Regions from separate parts of the Homo sapiens genome. Here regions 2 and 3 are each linked to region 1. Evidence: chromatin loops called from intact Hi-C (ENCODE). Cell type or tissue: PC-3. All regions are shown on one strand.

Region 1 (8,000 bases):
CTTAAAAAAGAAATTCCGGTTCTTCCTCTTTTTACCTTGTAGCCTTTCTTGAGTTTAGTTGCAGGCAAGCAGCTGTTATCTTTCAGTTTTTAGTGCTTCCCACCCTGCTTCCCGTAGCCTCCACCCAGAAGCCTTTGAAGTTTATCTAGCTCTACTGGACAAAATGGACCACAGTGATGCATGGACTAAGGGTACTAGGTTCTGGGTCCTGCACATTCTGCTGGACATCGCTTCGATACTCAATGCTGACATGTTTTACATTTCCAGTGGATTTTCATTTAAACTAAAAGCTTTCTACAACCTTGGACTTAGACTGGGTTCACTTAAAAGGCATTTCTCAGAACACTCAATTTTATTAATATCATAAAATAATGTATGTTAAATAGCTGGATCATTTTATATTCAGAAAACACTCTCAATTTGAACTGCTTTATTTGGATAGTGATTGAAGGATTCCTGTAATTGATCTTGCTAGGTGGCCTTGGAGAAGTTTGTCTGGAAGATGGAGATTGTGGGAGTGCTAGGAAGGCAATGCAGCCTGTGCCTTAGCACCATCCAGCACCACCCCTCTGCTACCATGGAGAACAAAAACATCTCTGACGTAGGCCCTACCCTTGGACTGCTTATACTTTAATTATTGAAATCAGAGCCTGTGCTTAATGATTCTGAAGCAATGATATGATTCTGGCAGCCATGTTAGAGTGGATGGAGCACTGTATTCGGACTTAGAAGACTGGTAGAAGTGAGAAACTTGAGTAAATAACAACCTCTCTGATCCTCTGTTTTCTCAACTCTAAAATATGGGTAATATTTAATATCGATTAGGATGTAGTTTTGAAAATATTAGAATCCACAGATGGCCAAATCTTTCCTTTTTCATCACCTCTTATGTCCACTGGTTTCTCAAGAAAGTTAAACACACAATAACAGAATAGGATCCAAAGTAGTATTTTACTGATACCTAGGCAAGAACCCCCCAAACTCCAATATACTTGCATTAATTATTTAGTGCTTACTGACATAAAAGAGCACATATTTCTTATCTTACAGATTCTGTGGGGCATAAATTTGGGCCTGGTTTAACTGGGTCCTCTGTTTCATGGTCTCTCATGAGACTATAATCAAAGGACCAGCCAAGACTGGGTCCTCATCTGAAAGCTCAACTGGAAAAGTCTGCTTCCAAGCTCACTTAACGTGACTGATGGCAGGATTCAGAGTCTTTTGAGCTGTTATACTGAGAGCCTCAGTTTCTTGTTGGCAGTTGGCCAGAGGCTGCCCTCAGTTTCTTGTCATGCAGTCCTCTTTAATTTATCACCTTGCTTCATCAAAGCCAGCAAAAGAGAGTTTGTTAGGTGTCTAGAATGGCTGGCAGCTGGCTAGGGCTTACTGTCTCCAGATGGTTCCTCATTGTTTTTTTTTTTTTTAACACAGCTGCTGGATCCTAAAAGTGTGAAAATGGAAACTGTTAGGTCTCTAAGGCTTAGATTACAGAATTTGTGTAATATTACTTCTGCCAGCTTGGTGCAGTGACTCATACCTGTAATTCCAGCACTTTGGGAGGCTGAGGCAGGAGGTTTACTTGAGGCCAGGAGTTTGAGACAAGCTTGGGCAACAGCAAGACCCTGTGTCTACACAGAAAAGATTAGCTTGGTGTGGTAGCACACACCTGTAGTCCTTGCTACTTGGGAAGCTGAGGCAGAAGAATCCCTTGAGCCCAAAAGTTCAAGGCTGCAGTGAGCTATGATTACACCACTGCACTCTAGCCTGGGTGATGGAGCAACACCCTGTCTCTAAACAAAACAAACAAACCAGCAAACCAAAAATCCACATTGCTTTAGCCCATATGCTATTGGTTGAAACAAGTTACAGGGCCAGCCTGGAATGAAGATTGGGGAAATAGACTCCACCTGTTGATGGAATGAGTGTCATGCATGTACTGGGATGGGCAGATTGCTGGCTGCCATTTTGCAGACAGTCTACCATAGCTGTGCACCTAGCCTTTTGCTTGATGTAGAAAGCAAGACTCAGCTTAAACATGTGCGGCAGTTGAAGTCATTCAAGCAAATAGAAGGTACCCTGAAGGCTTTGAAGGATCTTCCAGCTCTCAGGGGCCTATGTTTCCACTGAAAGCCATGACTGTTTTGCAGGAGACTCTGCTAGTACCAGTTCAAGGAAGGGGAAGTGAAAGCTGCTTGCTTGGTTCTAGACAGCACGTTTTATTTATCCCTGAGAAGTAAGACAGAAATGGAATGCCATCAGGATTTGAAAACATTTCTTTAAATATGATGCACTTAAATCCAAAGGCAGGTAATGAATTTTATTTCATGAGTAAAGCTTCAATATCTTTGATGAGCATATGCAACAAAAGCTGAAAACAAAAGGCATAAAATTACCATGGTGATGGCTAATTGTGTTGAATCTGCATATATTAGTTCCCAGTGACACAAATAACACTCTGGTAGGCTAAAGTGCTAAGACACAGAAAGTATTGTTCTGTTTAAAATGAAAATCACAGTCTGCTTTGATTAAAAAATAACATTAGATATATTAATATTGGCAAATTAAATACTGTCTAATGGTGAACAGAAAAGAAAATCATCATTTCCCCTCCAAACTATTTGAGAATCCAGTTTAGGATTATTGTGCTAGGGACAGGAATATGGTGATAAGCTCTGTACTAGAGGGACTTTTGAAATAGAATATTGATCTTTGGGGTCTTCCTCTTTCCTTTCAGCAGCATTTTTTGCACTGGCATTCTTTTCTCCAGATACCCAATTGTCTCCTCTGTAACTGGCACTGTGGTAGGAACTACAAGAAAGATAAAAAAGAAATATGAGGCTGAACTTTACAGTCATAACCAGTAGGCCTCAACACCTGCCAACTTTGGGCAAATAATTTACTTATGTGAAACTCAATTTCCTCATATGTAAAATGCGGAGAATGTGCACCTTGAATAAGATAATGACTATAAAGCATCCAGAACATATCATTTGTTAATGATATTAGTTGGAGAGATAAGGCCAGTTCACTTGAAATAATGGCAGAGTCAGGGAGACACTACAGTTATGTGTCAAACTGTCATTTGGGCTCCAAATTCTGGGGAACTTCAGAAAAGGAGGTCAGGCTTCCTGAATAAAAGGAGGCTTGAGCTGGGCATATCAATTGAGCAGACAAGTGCTGAGAGTCTGCACTTGCAAAGCATCTTATAAAGGATGGTGTGAAGGCAGAAATAGGCATGTTGGTGGGCAAGAGGGAGACTTAAATAATGTGCATGAAAGTGATGGCAACTAGTGTTGGGATTGCATCACAGAGGGTCATGAAATCCCGGTACAGGAGCATAGGATGTGATGGGTCTGTCTAGCAAGCAGGCTCCAGTTCTTAATGCCCTTAAGAAATCATATATATTCCTAATTATTTTAAGTTTGTGTAATGTGCCTTTTTCCCTGGAACCATTTCAGTTTCCTTTTTTCTTTCTTTTTCCAAATTATAATCCAATCTTCACCCTATAGTGCACTGTTTACTTTGAAGTGCAATTAAAGGACTGGGCCAAAAAGCAAATGGAGCACATCTTGCCAACTCTACCTGCAAAGTGCTTTACATTTGCTTAACTGTGACTCAGATTCGGAACGACCTGAGAAGGAACGGGCAGTGGTGTTTGGGTGCTGACAGCGCCATCTATTACCTTGCTGGCAGCCAGGAAAGAGAGCCAGTGGAACTATTTGAGAAAGGATGAACTAGGAAGCAAATAGTGATTCAAGATGAATAATAATTTCTCATACCTGTATTGTGATTTACAAGTCTTTAGAATGCTCTCACAGTCAGTAACTCATGTAATTCCTAGGACAACCCTATGAGGTTATTAAAGAAAATGCTGTCCTCATTTTACACATGGGAGAGCTGAAATTGAAAGAAAAAAGTCTTGCCCAAGTTTACAAAGCAAGTCAATGCAGAGGTAATTGGAAACTCAAGTTGTTACTTTCACCCATCAAATGTCTGTTCTGTGTTAACTGCTCCGGAATCCTCTGCCTCACTGTGTTGGTGGTAGACTGGAGGACACTATATTATGGATTAAATAGTTAGGGAACCAGCCAGGAGGCTATTTTTGGTGAATCAGACATGAGGTGAGGAGGGGTTGCATGATACCAGAGCTTCACTCTCTTATGATCCCTTTGGGCATTGTTTTTCAGTCTCCCAGTTGGCTCCCTTCCTCTCTGCTTAAGCATTGGCACCTCCCACTGTTTGGCTGTTGCCTCTATTCTCTTCTCTCTCTCCATGCTCCCATGGGTGAAGCCACTCTCTATAAAAGTCATTAACTTTTAGGATCCATTCTTTTTTTTTTTTTTTGAGACAGAGTCTTGCTCTTTTCACCCAGGCTGGAGTGCAGTGGTGAGATCTCGGCTCACTGCAACCTCCGCCTCCGGAGTTCAAGCAATTCTCTTGCCTCAGCCTCCCGAGTAGCTGGGGTTACAGGCACCCACCACCACGCCCGGCCAATTTTTGTATTTTTAGTAGAGATAGGGTTTTGCCATGTTGGCCAGGCTGAGTCTCGAATTCCTGGCCTCGTGATCCGCCTGCCTCGGCCTCCCACAGTGCTGGGATTACAAGCGTGAGCCACCGCGCCCGGCCGATCCATTCTGTATTCACAGTTCCAGCCCAGACAGATCTCCCAAGATCAAGATTTGTTTAAGGACAGTTTCTTGACTCACTGGGTTTCACCCTTCCCCTTTGTCTCTTGAATCATATTCTATCTTTTATTCCTTCCCTCTCCTGAATCTTAAAATTCTTCCTCTTCAGGAATCCTTCTTATTAGTATTTAAAACACTCAAATTTCTCCTGTTTGAAAATTAAAATAGAAAACTCTTCCCCATTTTTTTGAACACATGTCCCTCTTCAAATATAGCCCTATTTCTCTTCTCTCCTCCACATACAAACTTTGCAGAGCATTTTGTGTACTTGCTGTCTCCATTTTTCACCTCCCATCTATACTTCTCAACCCACTCCAGTCTGGCCTCTGTCCTCATCATGCCTAGCTCTTGCGAGGATCCTCAATGACCTCTGCATCACTAAGTCCAGTGACATTTTCTGTGCTCATGTTATAAGACGCAGCAGAAATCAATGCAGTGAACCATTTCATTATCCATGGAACATTTTTACCTTGGCTTCTGTGACACAAAGTGCTCCTGGGCCTTTTCTCCTCACTCTATACGTAATTACCAAGTGATTTTCCAAATCTTCAGACCAGCTATATGGAGGCAACTCTCAACCTTACAAATCTAGCCTACACATATGTTCTAATCCTCAGATCTGCATAGTCTAACTCTCAACAAAGTTTCCCCTTGGACAGCTCCAAGGCTTGGCCAGGACAGAATAAATTTACCCGGTGTCAGTGTTTCTCATTTCTAGAAGGTGTTTGTTTTTTTTTTCTTGGTTGGGAGGAGGAAGTCTCAATAATTTTTTTTCTTTTCTTTTTTTTTTTTTGCAATGTAGTCTTGCTTTGCTGCCTAGGCTGGAGTGCAGTGCAGTGGTGTGATCTCGGCTCACTGCAACCTCTGCCTCCCAGTTCAAGTGATTCTCTTGCCTCAGCATCCTGAGTAGCTGGGGTTATAGGCATGTGCCACCATGCCAGACTAATTTTTGTATTTTTAGTAGGGATGGGGTTTCACCATGTTGGCCAGGCTTGTCTCAGACTCCTGACCTCAAGTGTTCTGGGGGCAGTTCATCTCATCTTGCTGGCTCTTAACCAGAGCTTTTAGGAGAGGTGGCCTAATGGGTTGGTCAGGACTGTTACTCTACCCCTCACTCCCTGTTCTGAGAAAAGTAGCATTGTTTTGGAGGAAGGTCATTCTTGCTGCCTTGAACATACCAGATTTTGCCACAGTGCAGTGCCCAGCAGGGTCGTTGTAAACCATGGTGACTAAACCATCCCTTTCACCAAGAAGCTTAACCTAACTATTCCTTTCTCATTCATTTAAATTTTGTTTCTTTCACATCTAAATGTATTATGCATGTTGTCTTTAAGGATATCTTCTGTTAGCCCTTGGAAATAAAAAACTGCCTTGTATTTTCTTTTTTTCCCCTCACATTTCTTCCATGTTTTTCTTTCTTTTTTGTAGCTCTTTGTTTTTAGACATCATGCCTTTCTTTTTCTTCTTCTTCATTTCTTTCCTTTTAATTCCACACTCAGCCTGTTTGGTGGATGCTGTGGTTTCTTGCTCAGATTCTCTTTAGGAGGCTGGTGAAGCCAGTCCTCAGCTGCTATGTGTGTTGGTTGCTAAAGATTTATTAATTCCAGAGAAGTACTCTATGAGGGAGAGTACATAGCTAATGGTTGACTTGCATGTGGGAACAAAAGCCAGCACTTTGAGGGAAGGGAATTCTGTGGAGCAACTCATATTCAAGCTCCCAATGGGAGATGGCAAAGCTGACTTCTGCTGAGACCACACTCTTTTTTAATTTGCTTTATTTTCTTATTTACTGATTCTTAAATTTTTATTTTTTTGTGAGCACATAGTAGGTGTGTGCATTTATGGGGTGTTTGAGATATTTTGATACAGGCATACAATGCATAATAATCATATCAGGGTAAATGAGGTATCCATCACTTTGAGCATTTATCCTTTCTTTGCGTTACAAACAAATGCAATTATGCTTTTTTAGTTATTTTTAAATGTACAATAAACTATTGTTGACTGTAGTCACTCTGTTGTGCTATCAAATACTAGATATTATTCTTTCTATCTAACTATATTTTTGAACCCATTAACCATCCACACTCCCCTACCCATTACCCTTCTTAGTTCTTCAAATGTTTGGTAAAATGCAGTAGTGAAACCATCATGGCCTAACATTTTCTTTGCTGGGAGACTTTTTATTATGTCTTCAATTTCGTTACTTGTTATTGGTCTGTTCAGGTCTTGGATTTCTTCATGGTTCAGTCTTAGTAGGTTGTATGTGTCTAGGAATTTATCCATTTCATCTAGATTTTCCAATTTAGTGGCTCATAAATTTAGTAACTTTTGGTAGCCTCTAATGATTCTTTGAATTTCTGTGATACTGCCTGTAATGTCTCCTTTTTCATCTCTGATTTTATTTATTTGTGTCTTCTCCCTTTTTTCCTTCATGAGTTTGGCTGATGGTTTGTCAGTTTTATTTATCTTGTCAAATAAACAAATTTTCATTTTATTGATCTTTGTATTGTTTTCAGTTTTGTTAATTTTTGCTCTAATCTTTATTATTTCTTTTCTTCTACTGATTTTGAGTTTGGTTTGCTTTCGCTTTTCTAATTCTTCAAGATGCACACCCTTAGGTTGTTTATTTGAAATTTTTTTACTTACAGCTATAAAATTCCTTTTTAATACTGCTTTTGCTTTATAGCCCATAGGTTTTAGTATGTTGTGTTTACATTATCATTTGTTTCATGAAAATTTTTAATTTTCTTCTTAATTTTTTCACTGACTCACTGGTCATTCAAGAGCATATTGTTTATTTTCCATGTGTTTGTATAGTTTCTAAAATTCCTTGTGTTATTGATTTCTAGTTTTATTCCACTGTGTTCAGAGAAGATGTTTGGTATTATTTCAGTTTTTTGAATGTTTTAAGAGTTGTTTTGTAGTCTAACATGTGATCCATCCATGAGAATGATGCATGTGCTGAGGAGAAGAGTGTATTCTGCATCATTGGATGCAATGTTCTGTAAGTATCCATTAGGTCCATTTGGCCTATAGTGCAGATTAAGTCTGATGTTTCTTAGTTGATTTTCCATCTGGATGATCTGTCCAATGCTGTAAGTGGAGTGTTAACATCTGCAGCTATTATTGTATTGGGATCTATCTCTTTCTTTAGCTCTAATAATACTTGCTTTATATGTCTGGGTGCTCCAGTGTTGGGTACATATATATTCACAATTGTTTATCTTCTTGCTGAATTGACCCTTTTTCATTAAATAACAACCTTCTTTGTCTCTTTTTATATTTTTTTGTCTTGAAATCTGTTTTATCTGG
Region 2 (8,000 bases), 100 kb before region 1:
GGGCTTTGACAGGCGCACAGTCTATTGTCCAGGAGAACCTGAGGGTTTGTATCCTCTATAGCATGGTGACCCTTAGCAACCATCACTATGTTGCTCTTGGTTCTCTGTTTCTGTCTGTAGCTGACTGAGCCCCTGCTTTAGGGTTTTGTGTTATGCCTCAGAATTGCAGGGGGTAGGTGGTATAGGTCACTTTAGAGCCTCAACATCCTGATTTCAGTTTAGGCTCTGCCACTTCCAAGTTCTGTATTTCTGGATATGTCTGTCAGCCTCTCTAAGCCTTAGTTTCCTTGTCTGTAAAATGGGGGAAATGATGCCTACCTTTCGGGATTGTGGTCAAGATGAAATGAGCTATCATGCGGGTAAAACCCCCAGGACATGGTAGAGGCTCTGTAATTGTCCTTTTTTACTCCCTTGCCTTGCTGTTGGAATGTTGTGGGGTTTGGAAAGGAAGGTGAGAATGACTTTCTTCCTCTCCAGAGCAGCTACAACCTGTGATCTGGGGGCAGGGAGACTCAGCTGTGAAAAAGCCAGCCTCATTTTGGTAGTTGGCAATGGTCCTAGGATGCCTGAATTCTGTGGCAGGGGAGACCTGCAGGGCTCATGCTGCAATGCCCCAGGTTGAACAAATGGGGTAAAGGAGACCAAGAGAGCTGAAATGACTTGCCCAGGACCACAAAGCCAGTGAGTGGCAGAGCTGGGGTCAACGCTTTGTTCTGTGTCCCTGCATTGGCCTGCCACCATGTCTTAGGAGAGCAGAGCACGTGCTTGTAAAGTAACTCCTGGCTCCAGGGTGCACAGTTGGACCTCAGTCTTTACCCCATAAATTCTTCTGTTACATGGGGAGCAGTGGTCAATTTCCAAACCAGGTAGATCGGCATGTTTCTCACTCCAGGAAGGTTTCCTGACCTCCTAACATCAAGGCAGGTGGCCCTGCTGGTTTCTCCTGGGATTCCTGTGCCCAATTTGTATGTTTATTTTTGTACTCCCTGCCCTAGACTATGAAGACATGATCTAGACTTTCTTGTTCCTCGTTGTGTGTCTAGGGCCTTCTGTATGCTCTAGGACTGAGTAGACCTCAATAACTGTGTGTATGGGTGAATGACTAGGCCAGTTGGGTCCATTCTGCTGTTGCTTCCCCTCAGACATTTTAGGCCCCAGTTTGAGTGTGAGTCTACCAGCAACTGCCTTCATCAGGAATGACTTCCTAGCCTCCTCGGGAAGCACCAGCCTGGGCATTGATGACAGGAACTCTAATGGTTTTTGGCCTAAGCTAGTAAAGACACATAGCATTGCTCACCTGGCTTCTTTCTACCTCTGAAACTTGGAGAATGACTTGAGTAGATGTAAAATGTACTCACCAAGACAGATGTTCAATATCTAGAATTGCAAGCCTACCAGAAGCTCTCCAAGTGCTGGGTAGTGTCCCTCACTGGGCTGCTTCACATGGGCCTATCCACCCTGATCACTTAGCACCCTGCCAGTGAATACCCACTGTCTGTTGGCTTGGTGGCTTTACCTCTGTGTAGGAAGGGGGATGAGCTAGCTGCTCAGAGCTCAGTCAGCATCAGCTTTCTCAGACCTGGGGGAGGGTCTCAGGGGAATGGTGACTCACTTAGAACAGGCTTCATTGCACAGAATGCCCTGTCCTGTGTTAAGCACAGCAGGAAGCTTTAACTAGATCATTGCATCTTCCCCCAGGAGGCAGCTAGCAAAGGTGGGAGGTGCGTAACATGGATGGGCTGCAGTGATTCTATAGAAATGGCAAGGAGAGACAGCTCTGAGATGGATTATGAGGGGAAAAATCCTCAGGGTTCACTGGACTTGTTGGGGGTTGGAGTAAGCATTGAGGAGGGCAGAGGAGAGAGAGGAATAAGATGAAACTCTGGGGAGGAACAGAGAGGCAGAGATGTAGTGATTAAAGTCTAATTGTTTCATGGCTTTTTCTTAAAACCACATTTTATTTGAAACTCACAAACTTCTGCTTCAAATTGTTTCATTGGTTATATTTGTCCTTGCTGCAAAATTTTGCAAATGAGACTAAATTCTCTGTAATGATATTTCTTTGTTGCTGTGATCATGCTTTTACTCAGCATAACAAATAGGCAGCTTGTTCAGAGTGAGGGTGGCTGCTGGGCTTCTAAAAACCTGGGAAATTCAAGAAGGAGAGTACATGACTTCAGCAAAACCTTATCACTGCACAGGTGGGGGCAACACTTGCTTCTTAGTCCAAGATCCTTTTTCTTTCCCTCCCTCCCTCCCTCCCTCCCTCCCTCCCTCCCTCCCTCCCTCCCTCCCTCCCTCCCTCCCTTCCTTCCTTCCTTCTTCTTTCCTTCATTATTCCCTCCCTCTTTCTCTCTCTCCCTTCCTCCTTTCCTTATTCATTCATCAGACATTTATTGAGCATCTACTATGCACCAGCTGGGATACAGCAATACATAAGACAAATATAGTTCATATCCATCTAGCATAGATATGGTAGGAGCTGAGTCATTGCATTCATTTATTTGTTCAATAAACATTCATAGAATACCTAATATTTGCTTATCTCTGTTCTAGGTATAAGGAATGCAGGGATGAACAAGAGAGAACAACAAATTCCCTTTGCTTTTGTGCAGGTTATAATCTGGGTGGGATGAGATGTTAAGCAAGGAGGTTCATAAAATAAAAATATAATGACACAGTTTGAAGTTTGCATATTGGTCCAATCCACATGGGTATCTTTCCTTCATTGGCTCAAGTTTCATGAATATGTTCATCCTGGAGCTATGGAAATGCACTCAAGAGGGGGTGGCTTCCTGGAAGGGAACATAAAATCTCAAGTTAATGTCTTACTCCCGTTCTGGTCATTCTTCCTTATCACAAAGAAGACTCAAGGGATTAGTGAGGCCCTTCAAAACTGTGTTGTGGGAAAACCAAAACCAGCGGTGCAAATAGTGAATTGCAGCCTCAGTTGGGACTCTTATTCTCATTGATTGAAGTGGTTTTATTATATTCCCAGTGGCTCCAGTCCTAACCTAGAAACCTAAGCCCTATACCTGCTGGGACAGGGTTCTGACATTTTATGGCAGAGGTAAGGTAGAAAGAGCCATATACATGATTGGTTTTACAATAATATTTCTGTAGCAAAATGATTTAAATACAAGAGGCGAACACCCAGCTCTCTTCCCAAACACCCTGTAGTAAGAAATAGAAGGCCTCTAAGACCTCATTCTCATGTCTACCCCTCACAGTGTTATCACACCAGACAGAGCAAGCATAGAAGCCCCAAAGACACTGACTACTTTCTGTCTACAGGTTTTTAGACAAACCACTTCTTCTCTCTTCCCCTATAAATAATGCTGATGTCACAGGGTTTTATGAGCATTTAATGACACATGCCTCATAAAAAGTATTTTATAATCAGTAAAGCACTGAATTTATTGCTGTTATTGGGTTATAGCAGTAATGTGGTCCTTGGTTCTCACTTTTGCAAATACAGAACCCTTAGGGGATTTGTGGCAGATTAGTTTTTCCAAAAATGGCCACAATAGCATCCTCCATCTCACGTGTGCATCATCCTTTTTTCTTTTTTTTTGAGACAGAGTCTTGCTCTGTCGCCCAGGCTGGAGTGCAGTGGCGTGATCTTGGCTCACTGCAAGCTCCCTCCCGGGTTCATGCCATTCTCCTGCCTCAGCCTCCTGAGTAGCTGGGACCACAGGTGCCCGCCACCATGCCCGGCTAATTTTTTGTATTTTTAGTAGAGATGGGGTTTCACCATGTTAGCCAGGATGGTCTTGATCTCCTGACCTTGTGATCCGCCTGCCTCGGCCTCCCAAAGTGCTGGGATTACAGGCGTGAGCCACCGTGCCCGGCCTTCACGTGTGCATCTTCAATATGACCTTGCCATGCCTTTCTCAAGAGATAATTTTCTTCATCTCCTTGACGCTGAGTTGACTCCAGACTGCTTTGACCAATAGCACAGTGACCCTGTGCCAGTTCTGGGGTGTAGCCCTTAGCCAGCCTGGTAATTTCTGCTTCCTGCCTCTTGGAGCCAGCTGCCATATAAGAAAGAAGTATGACTATCCTGAGACCACCAGATGATATGCCATGTGGAGGGAAAGAAAGGCCAAGGAGCAAAAAGGTATACTAAACATGAGTGAAGAAGCCATCTTGGAAGTGGATTTTCCAGCCCTGGCTTCCCAGATTCCCAGTTGAAATCTGGAAATCCCAACCCACTGAATTGTGGAAAAATAAAATAAATGTTGTGTGAACACACTAAGTTTTGAGGCTACTTGGTTACCCAGCAATAGAAAACGAAATAGTTACTTTTTTCCTCTTCTGGGTTTTGTATATCTTTTTCCCAAGGACTTGCTAATTGTATTGAATTGCGAAAAGCCACAGACTTTTCCAGCCCAGGAGGTCTGGTGTTCAAACCTTGACTCAGTCATCTTTTAGCTGTGTGTTCACATAACACTTTGAACTTCATTCAGCTTTTAAATCTATTATAGGGCCTTATAAGGCCTCCTAAAGATGCGGGGAGGCCACAATGAGCCAGTCCATTGAAAGTGCTTTGTAGCATTGTTTGGTCCTAAGTATGCTGTCAGGCATATGTTGTCAATCAAAAGAACCCACTGAAGCTCTGTGAGACACCTGCTGGTCAGTTCCACATCCCTGGTGAGGCTAGTTCCCTTTGGCATTTGTGTTTGATACATTCTGGGTCTACTTTTGAGATGGGACAGGGCAAAGCCTGCGTGGGACTGCATAGTGTGGAGGCTTCAGCTACAGCTCAGGAGTGCTGAGTACTTAGTGCATGTGCCAGGCCTGTCTGTAATTTCTAGACTACTTCTTTAATAGCAAACTCTTAATACTTCTATTTCACAGATGAGAAAACTGAGACTCAGAGAAGCTGATGTGGCTATACTAGTAATGACAGAACCAGGACAAGAAGTCAGATTCCTAGTCACCAAGTCCAGTAAGATTTGGGGCAATCACTTAGAATTTTTGACTTCAGCATAAGGTAAAGAAGATAAGAAAGTATCCAAGAGGCATACAATTTTAATCTGAAAGCATTGCAATATGATGACTCCTTAAACAACATAAGAAATTTGGAGTTCCTTTAAAGCTGCAAACACCAGAAGTTTACTCCTTCCAACTCATCATTCTTGGCAAAGTAGGCATAAATGGCACCTTATTCCTTCCATTTCCAGTTGGAGGTTCTTCTGTTTTGAGCATGTGTATTCCTCTTTTCTGGAAGTTTTTCTTGACAGAAGCAGAGAGGTTTTTGACAAACAACTTTAATATTCTTTGTGTCTGTGTGGCTGGCTCTAATAATCCTGCAAGCTTACAGGGTCACTGTTAAGATTAAATCTGAGTCATCGGAGGCAGATGTTGACACATCATTATTTAAATCCTGAGCTGCTGAAGGACTCTCATCCCCATGAGCTATGATTCACTGTCCAAACAAACACCCCAAATTCCACATAGCTTGCTGAGCAGGGACTCTGGACTCCATTAGGGGAAAAAGTTTGCCTTGCTTTGTGTGGTGAGAAAGCACTACTTTCTGTTGCAGAGGAAGCGTGGCCTACAGGGAGAAAGAGTGTTTCAGAAGACCTAGGCTCCTGTCTCATCTCTTGCTCTGGGCTTTCTTTTATTACCTGCTCTTCATAAACTTTCCCGTAATTTACACTTGCATGTTTACTTATATGTTATTGTTTTTTATTTTTTATTGAAGTATAATTTTTAAAGTAAAATGTGTTAAGTGTCCAGCTTGATGAAATTTTACAAATGTATACTCTAAGTCAGCACCATGCATATGACAACATGGAACATTTTCACCACCCCAGAAGATTCCCTTGTGCACCTTCCCGATCAATAACCCTTCAAGGTAACTGCTGTTCTGACTTGTGATGCCATGGATCAGTTTCCTCAGTTCTAGAATTTCATGTAGAAGTCAAATGGCACATACTCTTTTGTATCTGGCTCTTTTGCTCAGAAAAATACCTGTGACATTTATATGTGGTGTTGTGGATATCAGTGATTTGTTCCTTTTTATTGCTGAGTATTATCCCATTGTATGACTAGACCAAAATTTGTTTATTCATTCTCCTGTCAATGGATACCTGGTTTGTTTTCAAACTTTGGCTATTATGAATAAAGCTGCTGTACCTATTCTTGTATACATATTTTGTAGACATATGTTTTCATTTCTTTTGAGTAAATACCTAGAAATAGGATTGCTAAGTCATAGAATAGGCTGGTGTATGTTCGACTTTATCAGAAACCATCAAATAGTTCTTTCTAACACTTAATGTTTTCAGTCTTTTAAAATCTTAGCCCTTCTTGAGGGTGTCTACTAGTATCTCAATTTAACTTTCATTTTTCTGATGAATATTGATGCTGAGCACTTGTACTTATGCTTATTGACCATTTATATATCTTTTATTTCTGTGAAGTATCTGTGTAAATATTTTGCCCATTAAAATAGATTTTAATGGTAGAATGCATTAATAAAAATACTAGTCAAGGAATGGATTGCAGAACGAAGACAGAAAACTTGCAAGAGAGAGCCCTCAAGGGCAGCAGTAAAAACAATGGATACAGTTGTCCCCTTCTATCCTGTTTCCAACCCGTAATTGAGTGGAAGGCTTGAAGGATGCCATCGCTTGGCTTATTTAGAACAAAGAGATGCAAGTGGTAGGGATTGCAAACACACACACACACACACACACACACACACACACACACACACAGCATTGTGGAAGGAAGATGAGCTTAAAGGTCAGAAAATCTGTGTTCCAATCCTAGGAGCTCAGGAAATATTAAGAAAAGATGTCATTATCACACACTACTAACACCACTGGTGCAGAAATAAAATAGCGTTTATTGGGGGAAAATTCTTAAGTAGCAGAGTACAAGCAATTCTCTGAACTCTCATATTCCTATAGTTTGGGCCAGGTCTAGGGATGTGCAGCCCTGTGACCAAATTTCCAGAAAAGAGGAGATCCACCTCCATCAGGCTCCTTGTATTTATAGGTTTGGGGCAGGAAGAATATCTATGCAGCTACACAGCAATGGAGGCTTCTTGGTATCCTCAGGAAGAAGGAGCCTTGGAGCCCAGCAATTGGGTTGTTATCCACCTACACTTTTGTTGAGATAACTCAGACCTGTTGACCTTGCTGTTTGCTAAGTCACTAAAAATGGGAGACAAAACAAACTTTCAGAACTGTCTGGATTTGTCATTCAACAGGAGAGTTTTAATCCATGTAATCTCTCTGAGTCTCTGTTTTACCACGGATAAGATGGGGATAATACTATCTAGCATCTTGAAGAACTATTTGAGGATTAGAAGTAATCATGTAAAACACCAAGCACATTGCCTATGATCAAGTAAGAGCCTAACAAATACCAGTTTTCTTTATTTCAAGGAGAGAAAATTAAAATACTTGTTATCAATGTGAAAATTTTACACATATGGGAAATTTGGCTGGTTAGCTGACGCCAGCTCTATGCATGGCAGAGGCGTTTGCTCTCACTTGACATCACACTTCTCTATCTAAAACCTGGAAGGAGGCTTTTATGATAATGGCCTCTGGGGATTATAATGAGCGTGTGGCAAGGGCACATTTTCCTTATTTGCTGTGCCGCATTCATGTATTTGAGACTTTCGAGGTATAGTTGCTGGATGTTGGGGGAAGTAGCAATTGGATTGAAGCTGTATATTCCAGCACCCAAACAGTGGACTTTTGGATGGCCTAATTTGTGGAGGTGTACATTATGAAATGCCAGATTTTCATAATGGAAACATAAGAATATTAGAAAAAAATCAAGCTTTCCATGTATAATTCTCTTAATAAAATCTCTTGATTGTTTATTAAGGGATGTGGGTTGCTATGGTGACATAAAGGAGCAGAATTTGAAGAGGATTGAAATAGACATTCTAATAGGGACAGGCGTAGATTATATACACTTAGAGAAAACATAGATTTTTAGAAACAGGCTTGAGATATTGTGTAGAGTGTTCT
Region 3 (8,000 bases), 130 kb before region 1:
GGTGGAATTAGTAGCTAGCAGCTGGCATGCTTTTAAATCTGACTTCTCTTTCTTAAAGACAAATAAGATTGTCTTAGTCTGTTTATGCTGCTATAACAAAATACCACAAACTGTGTATCTTATAAACAACAGATATTGGTTTCTTACAGTTCTGGAGGCTGGGAAGTCCAAGATCAAGGCAGATTTGGTGTCTGGTGAGGACCTGCTTTCAGACTCACAGACTGTGCCTTCTGACTGTGTTCTTACACGACGAAAGGGGCAAGGGATCTCTTTCAGACCTCTTTTGTAAGGACAGCAATCCCAATCATGAAGGCTGTGCTCCCATGACCTAATCACCTCCCCAAGGCCTCACATCTAAAACCATCAACTTATGAATTTTGTGGGGGACATCAGCATTCAGACCATAGTAGGGATTAAAGGCAGCAAACAAAGAACTAGCTGAACTGGAGACAAAGAAATTATTCTGTGTCTGTGGAAGAATGGATTAAGAAAGAGTGGGCAAGCAAGGAGTAGGGACAAAGAGAGGAGGGTTGTTTTTGCATCTGGCCCTTAACTCAACAACTTTCTTTTGTATCTCTCCACTTTCAGGATTCACTGAGGTTGTTGGGCTCCTGTGGGAATAGGTTAGGTGGACGCAATTATCATGGCTGATAAATAAATGGCATTATAGTGTCACAATGAAACTCAGCACTTGAGAATTCACAACACTGGGCAGTTTATGAAGTACTTTCTCATGGGGTCTTATTTGTGCCTTCGATGACCTCTGAAGTGATATTGTCAAGAAGACTGGACAGACCTGTCATTTGACCAGCACCCCTTCTCCCTGTGAGGAGAAGGGGCATGGCAATCAAATCGTCATAAGCTGGCCCAGTGAGAATGGACCAAAGTCCCAGTGTTTAATGACATTAGGCAAATAGTTGGGCAGCACACTGGGCCGGTGAACTCTAAGGGCTGGGGCCTCCCTTTCTTGGGATATGCACTGTCAACTGTTGCCTCTGAGTCTCTCTATTATGGGGTCAAAGTAGAGCTCTCTCCCCCTTCTGATGGACACTTTTTTTGTTGTTGTTGATGTTGTTGCTGTCCTGATTAATGCCATGGATACAAATAAAGCCAGTTCATTGCTCTTGTTGCAGATGGCACGAAAAACATTTTGTCTCAGATGCCATTTGCACAAGTGACCTCATCCATTATGTATTGGTTTTATAATTTAGCCCAGCCTTTCAGATGCCCATGGAATGTCACCTACTCATGGGCATTATTATTCACAGCTTATAAAAGGAAAACAAGGCTTAGAGAAGTTGGTATGGGAGATTTTTCAGACATTTTTTTTCAGAGGTTCATGAAAGCCATAAATAAAGCCTCTCAGAAAATGGGAGAATCTAATGCAGGTTTATGACTCCAAACTCTGAGTTCTATGCACCCTCATGCCTTCTCCACGTTGGTTCCCTGCAGAGTTAGAATGAGGAGATTCCCATTGTACTGCCTCTTTTATTGCACAATCATATCTGGATGTGCTATATTGTTGTGTGAGGTTGGATGATGAGGAACAGGGAAGCTTGAGAGAAGTCTGGATAGAGAAGAGTAAACTTGAAGAAAGTAGGAACCAAACAAAGCAGGACTATGGAGATGCGTACTTTCTCCCATCTTGGGGAAAAATGAGTGATTTAGTGAAATAGAGGACTTGAGAGATAGGTGCAAAATGGGTGATGCCATGACCAGGACCTGCAGTCTGACTTCCAGGCTGGGCTAGCCTAATCTTTGTCCATCATTTTTTCTTTCACTGGAGCACCTCTCCTGCTAATACATGGCTGTGTCACTGGGTGACAGAAGCTGTTGTCTTGCCATCAAGAACACTTGGAGGTGATGGGTAGGAGGCAGCTGCTGTCCCCAGAGGTTTGGAATGCAGCAGGAACAGCTCCCACAGTGGTGTACACCCTGATTCATTTTCAATCTAAAATAATTAATGTTTGATCAACAGATTAAAAATGTAATTAGGAATGGGTGCATGTTCATTCAGATAGAATATCCTCGGGCACACTATAGTCTCTTTTCCTCTCCACTCATGCCCACCTACAGGTGGTGTTTTCAGACTCCCAAACCTTTTCCTTTTTCTTTTTTTTTTTGAGATGGAGTCTCGCTTTGTCTCCCAGGCTGAAGTGCAGTGGTGTCATCTTGGCTCACTGCAACCTCAGCCTCCTGGGTTCAAGTGATTCCCCTGCCTCAGGCTCCCAAGTAGCTAAGATTACAGGTGCATGCACCATGCCTGGCTAATTTTTGTATTTTCAGTAGAGACGGGGTTTCACCTGGTTGACCAGGCTGGTCTTGAACTTCTGAGCTCAAGTGGTCTGCCTGCCTCGGCCTCCCAAAGTGCTGGGATTATAGGGGTGAGCCACCGTGCCTGGCCTCCTTTTTCTGTTGGAGTGTTTATCTTTGTCTGCCTTGGCCCTGGCAAGATTTTTTTTCTCCCATTATCATGATAGCAAGTGAATTAGTGAGTGTTTTAGATCACATCTTACCTCCAAGAAGAAAGGGGAGATAAAAATAATCTCATATTTGCTCTAGGTTTGGTCAGCTCATTCCTGCTATGCAAGCATGTTAAAAGCAACCACTATAAAAAGAAGAAATTAACTCTGCAAAGCCAAAACCCAGAATTATAAGAGATGCTCAGCAAATCTTCACTATGGTCAGGCTCTTGGGCTGGGCAGGTACCACCCGGGAATGTAAGTGTGAAGTCAAGCATCCAAACACTGTGCCTGGGCCTAAGCAGACTCCATATGGGACTAGCTCCTTTCCTCACTCCCTGGTTCTGATGGAAAGTCATGGATGCTTGGCCTAGCTGTGATGATATGATGTGGAAATTTCAGTGTCCTGAGCAGAGGTGCTGGGAAAGGAATGGTAAAAGTTCCCTGGGGCAGTGTGGGCAATAGAGCAATTACCATGCTTCCCACTGGACTTCACAAGAGCCTCAGAATCCAGATGATCCTCTTCTGCCCTTCTCTAGAGGATAAGCCTTGCTGCTTTCCCAGGGAACCATAATTCTTCAGCACTTGATGGTGAAATTGTCTGTTTTTCAGCATCTCAGTTCCACAATTGCACCTCATTTACAGTATTGCTTAAGTGTCCCTGAGGGCCCCTGCAGAGCCACCAGAGAGTTTGTCCACAAAGAGAAAACTCTTCAAGCCTTTACCTCCCAGGATCTTACTGCATCTGCTGGCCTATCTGGTAGAAAAGCTGTAGGATTTTGACTTACATTTTTTTGGGGGGAGGGAGTAGAGTCACTAGGGGGTTGGCTTGAGCCAGGATGAGCGGAGAACCCATGGAAACAACTTAAGCCAACTTGATTTCTTTCAGAATCCCATGTGCTCACTCAAAGATTGCATGGGATTTACTGTTAAGGAACCAGGTGAGTCAAAATCTTTCTAAAGAGATTCTGAAAAATATCTCTTATTATTTCTTATTAAATTTAAATAACTCTTTTTGGGATTATAAATAAACTTTTCATTACTCACTTGAAGGTAATAAATCCTGTGATTATTCTGCTCTGAAGTATTATGTCCCAGCTTGCCTTTTCCTGCCATCCAACTTGTGCCTAGCTTTACCTCACCCACCACCAGTTGGTATGTGTTTAAGAAATGAAAAAGAATTTTAATATATGCCAAGGTAAAATATAATTAGTCTTGTAAATCTTCTGTTTAAAAGGGCATGAACAAATTCCCCAGACTAAATAGAAATTACTTCTGGATTGTCTTCTATTTTCAATTATTTCTATTATCTGTCCCTTTTTTTTATCATGGGTAATCAAAAGTTGATCATATTTTCAAGAAACTGAGCCAAAACAAAGCAGAGTAAACAAAAAACCATAATCAGGGGACAAGGTAGGGGGGAAAATGTGAATGAGCCATATAGATGCTTTGTGCATCAACTGTGTGTTTATCTATCCATCCATTCATCCATCCATCCATCCACTATTTAGTTTGTCTGTACATGTGAAGTATGATTCTTAGAGCTGGATATCAGGGTAGAAATCCCAAAGGCTTTAAAGTTACAATGGCCTGGGTTATAATTTTGACTTTAAATTTATGCTAGTTGTGAGTTCTACAAAACTCACGATTTCTGCAGCCTCAGGTTGCTCATCTCTACAATGGGTTTCCAAACCCCTCCTTTACAGGGGTTTGCTATTATGTACCTGGAACAATACCTTGTATATACGAGTTTCATAAATATTGTCTCTCTTGTTTCACGTTTCCTTATCCTTCTCCTGATTAACTGATAGGCACCTTGAAGAAAAGTCACATTAAAATGGAGCTTACCCAGACCTTCCTGTCTTGTCGTTTTTGTTAAGAGAAGTAATTGAAGAAAATAACAGTGAACAATGTGGCACATAAGACGGCCCAATGCACTCTAAAAGTTAATGTTTTCCAAGGATGTCTCATACCCCAGAAGATGAGACTCAAGCTTGCAGACCTGGAGCATCCTGGGATCTTGGCCAAGCCAAACATCCATGAGATGCCAACCATGCATTCCGTTATACTGGACTGGTCTTGTGGAGCTGCTGCCCAGCATCTCCCTTACGCTAGATGGAGCTACCATTCCATTATATGTTAAATTCCAGAGTTCAACAGGTGTGATTTCCTATTCCCATTCTATTAGTCCCTGTTAGAATCTGTTAGAACTAATCTCAACATGCCATCCAGCTGAGTTTGCCTCAGTGACTGTCAAGTGCCTGAGTCTCTCTGGCATTCTATCCTCAACTGTACTTTTATACTCTGTGGTTCTATTCCTCCCTTATTCCGGGATTTCTTAACCCAAGGTTTCCAGCACTATTGGCATTTTGGGCTGGTTAACTCTTTGTTATGGGAGGCTGTCCTGTGCATGTTTAGTAGCATCCCTGACTTCCACTCACTGGGTGCTGGTAATATGCCCTCAGCTATGACAACCAAAATGTTTCCAGGCCTTTCCAAATTTGGGGGGCAATATTGCCCCTGATTGGGAACTGCTGTTCTAATCTAACCCACACCTTCCATTATGCCCTCCGAAAGTGAAGTGTCACCAGGAAACTCATCTCTAACCTCGTCTCTGAATTTTTCTGTTTCCTTTCTCCAATTGGAACTTGGTATTCCCTTGGTTGTCTCAAATGGAGGCTGTTTCGTCTCCAACACAGTACCTACCTAAGAGCCAGGAGGTGAAATAAGTGTCCTCTTTGCTCCCCACTGATGCTTTGAAACAGGCATTTACCTTACAGCCCACAAAATCTGCCCCTTTCAAGCTTATAACATCTGGTAATGCTATTCTTTTCTACTCTTTCGTGTATGGTCCACTGACTGCCTCATCTCTCCCCCTTATTCACAGGAGAATTCAGTACTTGGTTACTTTCTTATTCTTCTAAACACTTCCTAAACACTGCCATCATTCTCAGTGTTTTTAGCATCCACACTGATGACTTCAACACCATGACCTCTTTGTTTCTGGCCTGATTTTCAATGACCAGTTAAATTACCAAATAAATGATGGAACACTGAAAACGTACCAGGCACTGTTCTAGATCCAAGGGCTACAGGAGCAATGGAATAGATATGATTTCTGCTCTCATAGAGTTTACATTATTAGAGTGGAGAAGTGCAAACAATATGCAAATAAATATATGAAAATTTCATTTTGATAGTTGCTATTAAAGGAATAAGCAGGCTCTTGTGGATAGGGAACAAGAGGGTTGGAGGGATGAATTTGCATAGCGGGGCAAGGAAAATCTTTTCTGAGGTGGTAAAATGTTGAGTTGAGACTTGAGAGATGAAAAGGTGTTGACCATGCAAACAGCAATGGGAGGAAAAATTCAGGAAGAAATGGGAAGTCCAAAGGCTTTGGGGGTGGTAATGAACATGGAATTCAAGGAATAGAAAGTTGGCCTGCATGTCTGGGGAGTAGTAAGTGAGAGAGAGTGGTACTGGAAGAGATGAGTTTATGAGGTAGATATGTGTGCCTTTGTTGATTTGGTTGTTTGTATCTCATGTGCAGAAAATTGAGTTGATTATTCTCAGTTTATGACACCATGTCATTGTTGGTCTAATGGCTGCCCTTTTTAATTTTTAAATGTATTTTTCCTCTTTATCCCCAATTTTCAATCTAATTTTCCTACCTCCCATATGCTTCCATTTTGTGTATTTTTTGTATATATCTTTCTATTCTACTTTCCATACATCTGTTTACATACATAGTAATATATGTATGTAATACATATAGAAATATACATAGAAATATCTTCTGACCTGCTCCACACTGAGCTCATTGTTCTCCAGGATTGTTGCACAGTTGTGTCTTGGGATCTCTCTTCACTATCACCCTGAGAATGTCTTTCATTTCTGGGTTTTCTTGCCTTCCTCTTTCTTGGCCTACTCTTTTGTTTTTGCGGAACACATCCTACTGAGAAACGATAGATATTTTACTGAGAGTGTTATATGACAGAAAATGTCCTTATCTTCACACTTAATTATAACTTTGGATATAAAATTCTTGATTGGAAATTATTTCCCCTCACAATTCTGATGACATTGCACATTGATTTCCAGCGTCTGGTAGTGCTTTTGAGAAGTTCAATGTTATTTGGATCCTTGATGCTTTGTATACAGGAAGCATTTTTTTCCTGCTCAGGAATGTATAACTTCTTCTCTTTACTTCCCAAGTCCTGCAATTTTTAAATGATGGGTCATAGTGTGGGTCAGTTGTTTTCTTGTGTGCTGAGTACTTTGTGAACCTTTCAATTTGGAAACTCGAATCTTTCAGTGCCTGGCTAGTTCCTTGAATTATTTTATTGATGATTTCTTTCCACCATGTTCTTTGTTCTCTCTTTCCAGAGTGCCTGCTGTTTGGAGTCATTCTTATCTTTTCTCTTTATTTCTTTTTTTAAAATTTTACTTTAAGTTCTGGGATACATGTGCAGAACATGCAGGTTTGTTACATAGGTATACGTGTGCCATGGTGGTTTGCTACACCTACTGACCTGTCCTCTAACTTCCCTCCCTTTGCTCCCCATCCCCAGACAGGCCCCCGTGTGTGATGTTCCCCTCCCTGTGTCCATGTGTTCTCCCACTTATGAGTGAGAACATGCAGTGCTTGGTTTTCTGTTCCTGTGTAAGTTTGCTGAGAATGATGGTTTCCAGCTTCCTCCATGTCCCTGCAAAGGACATGAACTCATCCTTTTTTATGGCTATATAGTATTCCATGGTGTATATGTCCCACATTTTCTTTATCCAGTCTATCATTGATGAGTATTTGGGTTGGTTCCAAGTCTTTGCTATTGTTACAACCCAACCCAAATGGTTATCAATGATAGACTGGATAAAGAAAATGTGGCACATATACACCATGGAATACCATGCAGCCATAAAAAAGAATGAGTTCATGTCCTTTGCATGGACATGGATGAAGCTGGAAACCATCATTCTCAGCAAACTAACACAGGAACAGAAAACCAAACACTTCGTGTTCTCACTCATAAGTGGCAGTTGAACAATGAGAACACATGGACACAGGGAGGAGAACATCACACACAGGGGCCTGTCAGGGGGTGGGGGCAGTGGGAGAGATAGCATTAGGAGAAATACCTAATGCATGTGGGGCTTAAAACCTAGATGATGGGTTGATGGGTGCAGCAAACCACCATGGCACATGTATAGCTATGTAACAAACCTTCATGTTCAGCACATGTATCCCAGAACTTAAAGTATAGAAAAAAAATATGTGTACATGTGTCTTTATAATGGAATGATTTGTATTCCTTTGGGTATATACCCAGTAATGAGATTGCTGGGTCAAACGGTATTTCTGGTTCTAGATCCTTGAGGAATTGCCATAGTGTCTTCCACAATGGTTGAACTAATTTACATTCCCACCAAGAGTGTAAAAGCATTCCTATTTCTCCACAGCCTCGCCGGCATCTGTTGTTTCTTGACTTTTTAATAATCGCCACTCTGACTGGCGTGAGATGGTATCTCATTGTGGCTTTG

The links. Peaks named below come from ENCODE experiments on the same cell type or tissue, not always from the same donor. Only the 100,000 strongest peaks of a DNase experiment are listed, where the experiment ranks them.
Region 2: it touches region 1 in a loop (5-fold over the local background); 2 of 110 quality-filtered maps call a loop at or near these places.
Region 3: a loop joins it to region 1, with 12 times the contacts of the local background. A loop is called at or near these places in 3 of 110 quality-filtered maps.

What each region holds. Positions count from the first base shown.
Region 1 is chr3:34,107,876-34,115,875 of GRCh38, forward strand. No RefSeq gene overlaps it. Among named protein-coding and RNA genes, the nearest start is that of LINC01811, 47 kb to the right of the region's middle. In PC-3, a CTCF peak has its summit at 3,665; a DNase peak (open chromatin) is centred at 3,686; H3K27ac peaks cover 926 bases.
Region 2 is chr3:34,006,834-34,014,833 of GRCh38, forward strand. No RefSeq gene overlaps it. Among named protein-coding and RNA genes, the nearest start is that of LINC01811, 150 kb to the right of the region's middle. RefSeq lists an enhancer at 5,164-5,458 and a silencer at 6,984-7,278. In PC-3, CTCF peaks have their summits at 4,653 (motif pointing left) and 4,856; DNase peaks (open chromatin) are centred at 2,608, 3,388 and 5,428; H3K4me3 peaks cover 961 bases; H3K27ac peaks cover 4,613 bases.
Region 3 is chr3:33,975,922-33,983,921 of GRCh38, forward strand. No RefSeq gene overlaps it. Among named protein-coding and RNA genes, the nearest start is that of LINC01811, 180 kb to the right of the region's middle. In PC-3, a CTCF peak has its summit at 4,585 (motif pointing right); a DNase peak (open chromatin) is centred at 4,520.